2 separate regions of the Homo sapiens genome follow, and region 1 is linked to region 2. A link is a loop called in an ENCODE intact Hi-C map of the cell type or tissue named here. Cell type or tissue: B cell. All regions are shown on one strand. Each heading gives the region's core, and the rest is flanking DNA. Links, peaks and the distances in the headings are about the cores only. Region 1 has its middle 38 kb from the start of CCDC182. Region 2 has its middle 13 kb from the start of MSI2.

Region 1 (5,378 bases), core at 326-5,325, 540 kb before region 2:
GGACTAATTCATTCCTGTAGTCACACTTTTTTTTTTTTTTTTGAGGCAGAGTCTTGCTTTGTCGCCCAGACTGGAGTGCAGTGGCACAATCTCGGCTCACTGCAATCTCTGCCTCCCAGGTTCAAGCGATTATCCTGCCTCAGCCTCCCGAGTAGCTGGGATTACAGGCGCGTACCATCACACTCGGCTAATTTTTGTATTTTTAGTAGAGACTGGGTTTCACTATGTTGCCCAGGCTGGTCTTGAACTCCTGACCTCAGGTGATCCACCCACCAAGGCCTCCCAAAGTGCTGGGATTACAGGCGTGGGCCACTGTGCCTGGCCAGTCAACACATATTTATTGAGCAGCTGCTATGTGCCAGGCACTGTACTAGGAAGTGGGGATACAGCAGTGAACAAAACAAAGTTCCTGTTCTCATGGAGCTTACAATCTAGTTGGGGGAGACAAAAAATAACTATGAAACTTATACTATGTCAAGTGATGATACATGCTATGAAGAAAAAATACACACAGTAAGGGGAAAGGTTGGGGTTTCTATCTTATAGAGAGTGGTCAGGGAAGGCCTTGCTACTACAATGAGCACAGATTGAATGGAGTGAGGGAAGGAGCCCTGTGGTTGTCTGGGGTCGGAGTGTTACAGGAAAAGAGAGCAGTAAGGACAAAGACCTCAGGCGGAATCATGCTCAGCACACTCCACCAATGGCAAGGAGGCCAGTGCGGCTGGAGTGACGTGAGCACGGGGAGGGTAGGAGATAAGGTTGGAGAAGAAGCCAGGGGCAAGACCACATGTGGCCCTGGAGTCCGTGCAAGGACCCTGCATCCTCTTCTCTTAGTGAGAAGAGAAAGCTTTGGAGAGTTTAAGCCAAGGAGTGACACGATTCAGCTGTTGTCATAAAAGACTCTGCTATGTGGAAATGTCCTCAGAGGAACAGGGTGAAAGCTGGGAGCCCAGCCAGGAGATGGCTGTGGCTGGGACTGGGGGTAGCAGTGGAGATTTCAAGAAGTGGGCAGATTCTAGACACATCTTGAAGGTCAAACTGATTGAATTTGCTGATGGATTGGTGGAAGGTGTGAAAGAGAGACACATAAGGATGAGCACGCTGTTTGACCTGAGCAACCAGAACTGTGAAGTTACCCATATTAGGATGGGAAAGATTTCTCAGGAGAAACCAGTGAAGAAAAAAAACGATGGGAAAGGCAGGGAGGAGAGAGGAATCAAGAGCTCTGTTTGGACATGTTAAGTTAGATGTCGATGGGGCACCGAAGTGCAGATGGTGAAGAGGCTGCGGGATATGCAAATGTGGAGTTCAGGAGAGGTGCTCAGCTAGAGATATGCATGTGGACAGCGTCGTTGTGCAGCAGTTAAGGCATAAGGCTGAGAGGACGCACAGATACAGCAGAGGCTGGACACCGAGCCAGAGTGTCCTGATGTTTGGGGGTTGAGAAGAGGAGCTTCCAGTCAAAGGTGACAGAGAAGGACTGGCCAGAGAGGTAGGAGGAGAACCAGGGGTGAGTCGAAGGAAGAAGTGCTTCAAGGATCAGGAAGGAGCTGCCCATCAACTACGTCAGTGTCGCTGATGGGTGGAGGGGAGAGGCCTGAGAATGAGCCACGGGATGAACGGTGTGGGTCATGGTGTTTTTGACAAGGGCAGGGAAGGTGAAGTGGGCACAGACAGTTGATTAAGTGGGTTCAAGAGCTAACAGGACAGGAAGGGAGTCACTGAGCGTGTTTCAAGAAATTTGGCCCTCTAGGGGAGGAAAGACATCCGGTGTAAGGGGCTAGCTGGAGGGAGATAGGGTGCAAGGAGTTTTTTTGTTTGTTTGCTTTCTTATATGGGAGATGTTTCAGCATGTTTGTAGTTAATAGATATCCAGTGAAGAGGGAAGATTTGAGAATGCAGGGCTGAGCTGCCCTAAACATAACTTTCCTCCCTTTTCTTTATTGTACAGCTTAGAGCATTGATCAATGTGTTCAGTAATTGTTTGTGGTTGATGTTTCTGTGAATATCTCTGGCATTTATTTCCCCTTTAGGCAAAGTTGCATGTCCCTCAAATGTGCCCATGCGACCAGATCAGATCCATTTAATGATGAAAATGCTTTGAAAAAACAAATCCCCTGACTTTTGTCTACCAGACCCTCTCAGTTGTTCTATCACTTAGTTGTAGAGGTGTCAGCTGAATCAATAATAATAAGCTACTATTATTGAAACCTTAGGATGTGCTTTACATGAATTATCTCTGTAAAACATCACTGTGATGCAGGTACAATTGATGATCTCAATTTAATGAAGAAACAGAAGCTTCAGAGGTTAAACCATATGTCCATAGCGGGGCAGGCGGTGCATGGTAGAGCCAGGTTCCCAACCAGCCCCCGTTGACCTAACCAGGACGCCCTAGAGAACTGCCCCCAACCCAGAGGGGCTGCGGCAGACCTTGGCCACTGCAGGCAGACTTCAGTACCGAGAGACTGCATCCTCTTCCCGCCCGTCTGGGCGACCCGCTGTGCCAGGAAGCAGCTCCGCCCCCTCCCCGACCTGGCTGTGCGACACCACCCGGGCTCGGGCAGCAGGGGGCGCTCTGCTGTCACGAGAGGCGGACCCAACGCGCCGAGAGCCTGGCTCCCGGACTGCGACGACTCCCTCCCCCGCCACCCACACCCCCAGGCTCTCCCCTTCCTCATTCTGCATCAGAGTTTGCTGCTGCTGCTGCTGCTAGCAAAGCTATCTCTATGGAGATTTGTGAAAAACCTCTGCTCTGGTGAAAGGGTCGTGGGGTAGGGGCGGGGTAGAGGTGGGGGGTGGTGGCCCATGGTTTCAGGGTGTTGGTGTTAAAATAGTGGGGACCCGGTGGGGACAGCAGGCTAAGGCCCTCGGCTATGCCCTGGGTCTGGCAGGTGGTAGGTGTCTCGCTCAGCTCCTGGAACGGGTAGATCCGCTGCGGGGCAGGCACTCAAACATCGCTTTGTTTCCTAAGTTCTTTCTGAGCAAGCTTCTTTCTAAGATCCCAAGCACTAGAACCGCTGAAATACAAATTCCTAGTTGGGAAAATCAGATTCCCGTATCTGCAGGGATGCAACAAAGAAGGGCAGCAGTGTCCTGTGGCTTTGAAGTGCATGTCACATGAAACAGGGCGAGGAGGGAAGCAGGTGGCATTAATCCTTCCCCGCCCTCCTCCGCCCCTTCTGCGAGGACACCACTGGCCATTTGCTGCCCTGGTAGCGGGGGAGGCACAGCTGGCCAGGGAGGCCCCAAATCAAAAGGAAGCCATGTGGGCTGGGCGCGGTGGCTCAGGCCTGTAATCCCAGCACTTTGGGAGGCCGAGGTGGGTGGATCACGAGGTCAGGAGTTTGAGACCAACCTGGCCAACATGGTGAAACCCCGTCTCTACTAAAAATATAAAAGTTAGCAGGGCAGGGTGGTGCGTGCCTGTAATCCCAGCTACTCGGGAGACTGAGGCAGGAGAATCACTTGAATCCAGGAGGCGGAGGTTGCAGTGAGCCAAGATCACACCGCTGCACTCCAGCCTGGGCGACTCCATCTCAGAAAAAAAAAGGAAGCCATGTGGTGGGTGCCTGAGCCTGGCGCCACCACAGCTGCTGGCTGCATGTGACAGCTCCAGTCCTGACCAGAGGGCCTCAAGTCGCATGGGAAGGAGGGGGTGGGGACACAGCTGCTCCCACCCGGAGCATGGCCCTCCTTAGCCCAAGCTGGGACCCACAAGCCCAGACCCAGAAGCAGAGATGTGAGGGAGGAGGAGCCGGATGTTTCCTCTTTCCAAAAGATTCCAGAATTGGCTTGGCTGCGTGGCCCCTTGCCCCTGCTGACAGCCCCCACACTTCCTGATTAAGTCTGGCTTCCCCAGGTGGCTGCTGCCCAGGACTCCCAGATGCAGCTGTGGGTGGCAGGAAGCAACCAGTGTCCTGGCATCACCCCAGACACAAACCTGGTCCCTGATTTGACAGCATCGCGTTGCCCTCCACCCACTGATGTGGTTAGAGCCACACATTGAGGGGCACAGAAAGCCCCCTCCTGCTGTGAGTTCTTTGCATTTTGCCTTTCCCTCTTGGAAGCAGCCAGTCCCAGAGCTGTCCTGATCTGTTTAGAACTACAGCTATTCCACCCTGCGCCTGCCAAGTGTAGCTGTACTTCCTGTGGACTAGATCTAAACAAACACAAAAATTCAAAGTGCGACAAGTATCAATCTCCTATCGAATGCGAAAAGTAAAGGAAGCACCTCACCCTCAAGGGACTTGTAATCTAGTTGAAGAGACGAGATCCAAATACGTGGGGAGTTCAGTATCTGGGAACAGTGAACATATCAGTTTCGACTACAGAAGAAGAGATGTCACAGGTCCCTTTGTGATTAATTATCAAGTGAGTGGTTCTGACAGTGATTGCTCCCCTTGTCTAGGGGAGAGAGGGCGTGCTTCAGGCTTTTGTGGTCAGGAACACTGGACTGGGGCAGGGGGCAGGGATGGTGCTGATGGGATGGAGGCCTGGGTTTGAGTTGCTTCTTGAAGGCTGAATGCATCAGAGCCTATAAATAGAACTCATGATTCTTTTTGCTTTGGAAAACATACAGACTAACCATCCTTTCTAGATTAGTGCCTGATTCCAGTTTACTGCCCTCCCGTCATCAGGGTGCTCAGAAAATGTAATTTGATAAGTAAAAATGCCTTTTATGAGAACCTATAATGTGCCAATTATTGCACAGTGTACATTACAAAAATTATTTCTGGTATTTTTTAGCAACACTTATTGGATGGCCATCCCCTACCCTAACCTACAAATGAATCAAATGGGGCTCAGAGAATGTAGGTATCTTTCCTGAGGTCACACATCCAGGTCAGGCATGGCGAAGCTAGAATTCAAGGCCTGTTCTTTCATACCCCAAAGCCGAGGGGCTGAGATTTGCAGAAGGGTCTGTAGCTGTTTTCCAAAGGGTTTCCCATATAGATGCCAAATTTCCCGCCTTCAAGCAGACCTCATCTCTTGGAGCCTTCCTAACATACTGCATGGATTGAGGACCCAGCTTTGATATTATTTCTTGTCTTTTTTTTAGGATAAGGGAAGAGAAGCCCAAACAAATAGGGTTGCTGCAGATTTCAGAATTGAACTGAAGGTCTGAACCAGAGGAAAATTTTCAGGAGGCAGGGATCCCAGTGACTCAAAAGTCCCTTGAGAGAAAATGGATGCCCCCCTCCCCCGTTCAGCTTTTTATTTATTTATTTATTTTGACAGAGTCTCACAAGGCTGGAGTACAGTGGCACTATCTTGGTTCACTGCAACATCTGCCTTCCGGGTTCAAGTGATTCTCCTGCCTCAACATCCCGAGTAGCTGGAATTACAGGTGCCCACCACCACACCCAGCTAATTTT
Region 2 (5,378 bases), core at 296-5,295:
GCAGCAAGGCTTTGCTCATCTTCTTATCCCCACTGTACACTTATAAAAGGTCACTGTCAAGATCTAAAAGTATATATATGATTTAAATGTCTTGACTCAGTTGCTAACAACCATGAGCGTGTTTTTCAAATAGGAAAAGCAAGATTCATTTCAACTTGCTCTTTTTCACACGATGCTCTTTGTTTACTTTTTGGTATTGCATTCCGCCGCCACGCTGGACGCCTCTCTTATTAAAGAGGCTGTTCACTTATCTCTCTCCCACGGTCTCGTAAGCCTCGCTTTTAAAAACAGCGTGGCAGACTTTGCACCAAAAAAGCAAGCCATGTTTTTACTAGAAAATATTTAGGGAAATGAGTTTTTTTGTTGTTGTTTTTTTTCCATGAAAATTTCACCAAGTATAAATTACAGGTCTAAAACTAATGGTCCTTTATATCGATTTAAATAAATAGCCTCCTTCCTCAAAAATCATGACTTCTGAGCATGTTCTTAAATTCAACACTAGTTTATTTTCTTCCAAAAAATATGAAATAATCATGTGCATAGAGATCCTAAGTTGGTCTTTCTTCTGGATCTGTATAATATGGGAAAGCCAAGATGGTATCTTTATTTATTTTTTTGAGACAGAGTCTCACTCTGTCTCCCAGCTGGAGTGCAATGGCGCGATCTCGGCTCACTGTAACCTCTGCCTCCTGGGTTCAAGCAATTTTCCTGCCTCAGCCTCTCGAGTGACTGAGATTACAGGCGCCTGCCACCATGCCCAGTTAATTTTTGTATTTTTAGTAGACACAGGGTTTCGCCATGTTGGCCAGGCTGGTTTTGAACTGCTGACCTCAGGCAATCCACCTGCCTCAGCCTCCCAAAGTGCTGAGACTACAGGGGTGAGCCATCATGCCTGGCCCCCAGATGGTATCTTTCTACAGAGTCATAACTGGAGGTATAAAATATCTGGAAAAATAAACACACAAAACCATGGAGGATGTGAGGCTGACAAAAAGTGAAATTATATTCTTATTTTTTGTTGTTGTTTTTGAGACAGGGTCTCCCTCTGTCGCCCAGGCTGCAGTGCAGTGGCTCAATCTCAGCTCACTGCAACCTCCACATCCCCGGTTCAAGCAATTCTCCTGTCTCAGCCTCCTGAGTAGCTGAGATTATAGGCATGTGCCATCACAGCCCACCTAATGTTTGTATTTTTAGTAAAGATGGGGTTTCACCATATTGGTCAGGCTGGTCTCAAACTCCTGACCTCAGGTGACCCACCTGCCTCAGCCTCCCAAAGTGCTGGAGTTACAGGTGTGAGGCACCTCACCAGCGAAATTCTATTTTTCAAACAGCCTTTAACAATCTAACAAACAAGTATCTTTATGTATAATTTAGTTACTCCTAACATTGTTTGATGTATTATATTTAGAGACATAAAGGTCTGTTTTATTTAAATGATAGAGAAATTTGTTTTCTTTCATTTTTTTTCCAAATTGGGGAGGAAAATGCAAAAAGCTCCCAAAAGGAGGGAAAAACAAACCTAAAGCGTGTTTGGCCAATTTTTTTTTTTTCCATTTTCCCTTTCCATTTTCACGTTGGGCATAGCTGAAATCTAGTGCTGTGGGTGAAGACTTTTACTCCCTTTCATTCACTCCTTTTTCCTTGTCTCCAACTCAAAATTATCACACCCAAGCAGGGCATAGGGTGCTTATTAGTCCAGCTGAATAAGAAAGAGCTAGATTCCTAATTAAGAAATATCATTTATTGAATGACCACAACAGAGGACCCTTCTGGTGTAGGGGGGGGGAAGGGATCAGAAAGCTGTAATCTTCAGGAGTTGCAAAAGGTGGGCAATAGCTTAGGGTTGGGAGTGAGGCTGGCTGTAGCCTCTCCATGTGGCAGCTTCCTGCAGGGGACTCCCTAGGCCAGTCTGGTGAACCCCCTCCCCAATCATGGGCGGTATCTTGTGATACCAGTGTGGGTATGGTAGGCAAAAGAGACAAGCCTCGGGAATTAAACAGGAAGTCACTGTTCTCATTAAAAATATCCCAGGGCTGCCCTTCCATGTCCCCTAAAGCTGTTTCACCACTGTTTGTCATGCTGTCATCATTATTCTTAAACGTGTAAGTAAATATTTTATTCAACATCTTCACTGCTTGGCAGTTAGGGAGCCCTTTGCCTCCTAGACTTGGCTGCCTCCCAGTGCTGCCTGGAGGGGTGGGAGTACAGTGGGCCACTGGAATGCTCCACGGAGTTCGGAGTCACGGCACAAGAGCACCATTCTGTCAAGCCCTTTCCACCTGGAAACCATTTTCTCCTTTGGCCTCTCGAGCTTAATTTTTTAAATCTTTTTAAACCAGTCACCAACTTCGTCTTGATGAAAGGTGCCAAGGCCCCCAGAAGAAAATGATTACACCTTTCAACTCCACCTGGAAACAGTTGACAGAGGGCCACTGTCACCTTCCCTTCCTCCTCTCCACCACCCTTGCAGCTTGCCCCATCTCCACCGTGACCTGCCTTGCCAAACTGAAATCTAAGTATCGCAGCTGCAGATACACAGGGTCCGCGCACCCGGCCTCACACACTCTACAAGTTATGTCTGTGAACTTCCAACGTTCCCATCATCACTTCCACGCCTTGCCTTGGAGTCCCATCTGCTTGCAAATTTGCCAGCAGCAAACACATAGACCCACAAACCACACGTGAGCTTGGACAACATTGGGCCTGCTTTTTAATAATTCTTTGCTTTTGGCCATTTACACAGCATAGGAGGCGGTCAAAGCAGCAATCAGTAGCACAGCTGTAATGTCATCCCATCGTATGTTTGGGTTACAAGGAGGCCAACCCGACAATATCTGTTTTGGGGCGAGAAATTCCAACTTTGGAGGACCATGGGTATGAGCGCCCTCGTCTGGCGAACAGAGGAAACGCCTTCTTGCGCCCCACATTTCAGTTCCCTCTAGTGGCCGAGCAAAGAGAAGCTGTATCTCATGTCACAGCCCCACATTCCAGAGTTCAGGGCCTGGCTATCAGATTCTGAAACCAGAGCCCCCCAGATTCAGAGGTTTCCTGGAGTTGACATTGAGACCCACCACAGTAGCCCACGTTGCAATTTCTACAATCACCCATCAGCTAATTCCAAGTGGCTGAAAAAACTAATTGAAGGGAAGGAAGGAGAGGGAGAAAGGGCTGTCATCTGTGAAGGGAGAATTCAAATAGGTCAAAATCAAATCTCTTTAGCCAAACGTGGTATTGATGCATAGGAGAGGCAGAGGGAAAAAAGAAAAGTATTAGATGTGAAGACAATAGGGGATAGACTGTACAGCCAATTTCTGAGCAAGATATTCATGCTAAAAATACTACTACTATTTGGAAAGGGCATGAGAAATCAAAATGTGGCTGTGTCCATGGGTGGGAGGGAAAAGAGGCTGTGCATACAAACACCCAGCATTAGAACAAGACCAAGAAAGGACCTAATCCAAGAGGAGTAGGGATGAACATAAGAATAATTTGAAGTGAGCCAGAAAATTAATTTCGCCATCATCCTCTTACTTTTGTGGGGCCGATGATGCTGGTGGCCCCCAGTGGCTGGCCACAGCTCTGGGTCCTGAACAGGACCCCTAAGACCCCATCACCCACTCAGCAAAATGCCACATGAGAAAGAAGGGCATGATCTGGTGTTGTACCTTCTAGTCTAAGTCACAAATAATCATGAGCATTCAAAAACATTCATTGCCCAAGTGGCTGCTGGGGAGGCCTGGCCTGACAGAAGGCATTGCATGAGAAAGACCCGGGGGGTTAGCTGATCACCAGCTTGATGTGAACCTACAGCGCGAGGAGGCTGTTGAGAACCCTAGTGCAATCTGAGGCTCTATTAATAGCACAGCAGAGTGTGGAAGGAGGGAAGCAATACTCCCAGCGCGTGCTGGCAGGTCAGGCCACATGCAGTTTTATGCTCAGTCCTGCGGGCTGTATTTTAAGAGAGGCACTGGAAAATTCAAGCCTGCTCAGAAGAGCATGAAAGGATTGGATGTCGGTATTTAGACAGCATCTCTATTAGTTTTACAGTCCTTTTGCAATTGGCAATACCAGAATGATTATTACACGGAGTCTCCACAGCCAGTCACAGGAATCATGTTTCTAATGTTTGCTTTACCTCCTTGAGCTTTGGGGTCCCCTCTCTATATAATGGGGGTAATAATTTCTGCCCAATCTACCAACTCCGAGCATAATTTGAGAATGGATCAGTTGGGCCCGTGTGTATGGAGCATTCACTGAGTGTCCAGCTCTGTGCCAGGTACTGGAGGCACAGAGACGAACACAGTGAGGGATCTGTTTTTGAGGAGCTTGAGGTCTAGTTGGACAGACAGATCCATAAGCAGATACTTTGCATGTAATGTGACAGAGGATGATAGATACATGCATTGATTTGAAATGAGATACAATTAATTTCTCATAAAGAGTGACAAGACAGAAAAGCAGAGTCCTTGTGGAATATGGACTTTCGAGTGCAGAAACAGGAAAAGAAATCATTGGAGGTCAGGGTAGAGAGGCCATCAGGGAGAAAAGATTAGAACCAGAAAAGTTCAGAGTCACAGAAGACAACTGAAGTGTCACAGCAGTGTCAGATGCCATTATGAAGTCAAGGAGGAGGAAGACTAAAACATTTCTAAACCACTCACTGGACATGGAGATGAGGAGTTCATCCTTAGTGGTCAAGAAAGATCTTTCAGGAAAACGATGAAGGAAGAAATAGACTTCATTTAGGAAGTGTGTGAAAGATACATTTATTGAGCACCTACTACATACCTAGCATAGTGTTACTCACTGTGGACATTCAAAGAGCAAAAGGTTTTGTTCCAGCCTATCGCAATATTGGTTGGTGCATTAAGACTAACACCTGTATGTCCATTAAGGAATAGTGGAAGATCATTATATGAACTGTTCGACTAGGTGAGGCAGACAGCATGGTGGTTTAAATGACCAGTTGGCCTGACCCAGGATGATGTTGCATATAGTCACATATGCATACCAGAAGAAAAAAGAATTGGTATTAGTGCACTCCAAATATGTCCAACCTTCTTCCCCTTTCCCTTGATTCTTGGAGAGTTTCCATTCCCAGAAGCATTCAAAAACACAAGTCTTGTCTTAACATCCCTCATGTTTGCTCCCATTTTGTTATTTGCCAGTGAAATTAATATTACTCTTTACCCTGCTCACATTCTAGATCCAACATGCGTTTTTTTTCATCAGTGGGTTTGTGTTTGGTTGATTAGTTATTCATGTATAATGTAAGATGACAAGAGCTGTAACACAGAGAAATGATTGTGGAGAATGCAGGCGTACAAGCTCTGGGGTTGGCTTCTTATTTTTCTTTCTTTCTTTCTTTTTTTTTTTTT

What was found. Peaks named below come from ENCODE experiments on the same cell type or tissue, not always from the same donor. Only the 100,000 strongest peaks of a DNase experiment are listed, where the experiment ranks them.
Region 1: it touches region 2 in a loop (19-fold over the local background); 6 of 110 quality-filtered maps call a loop at or near these places.

Annotation. Positions count from the first base shown.
Region 1 is chr17:57,780,642-57,786,019 of GRCh38, reverse strand. No RefSeq gene overlaps it. Among named protein-coding and RNA genes, the nearest start is that of CCDC182, 38 kb to the right of the region's middle. RefSeq lists a silencer at 2,460-2,639. In B cell, for the core only: a CTCF peak has its summit at 2,559 (motif pointing right); a DNase peak (open chromatin) is centred at 2,569; H3K4me3 peaks cover 563 bases; H3K27me3 peaks cover 1,472 bases.
Region 2 is chr17:57,240,835-57,246,212 of GRCh38, reverse strand. No RefSeq gene overlaps it. Among named protein-coding and RNA genes, the nearest start is that of MSI2, 13 kb to the left of the region's middle. In B cell, for the core only: CTCF peaks have their summits at 2,708 and 2,911 (motif pointing left); a DNase peak (open chromatin) is centred at 2,892; H3K27me3 peaks cover 828 bases.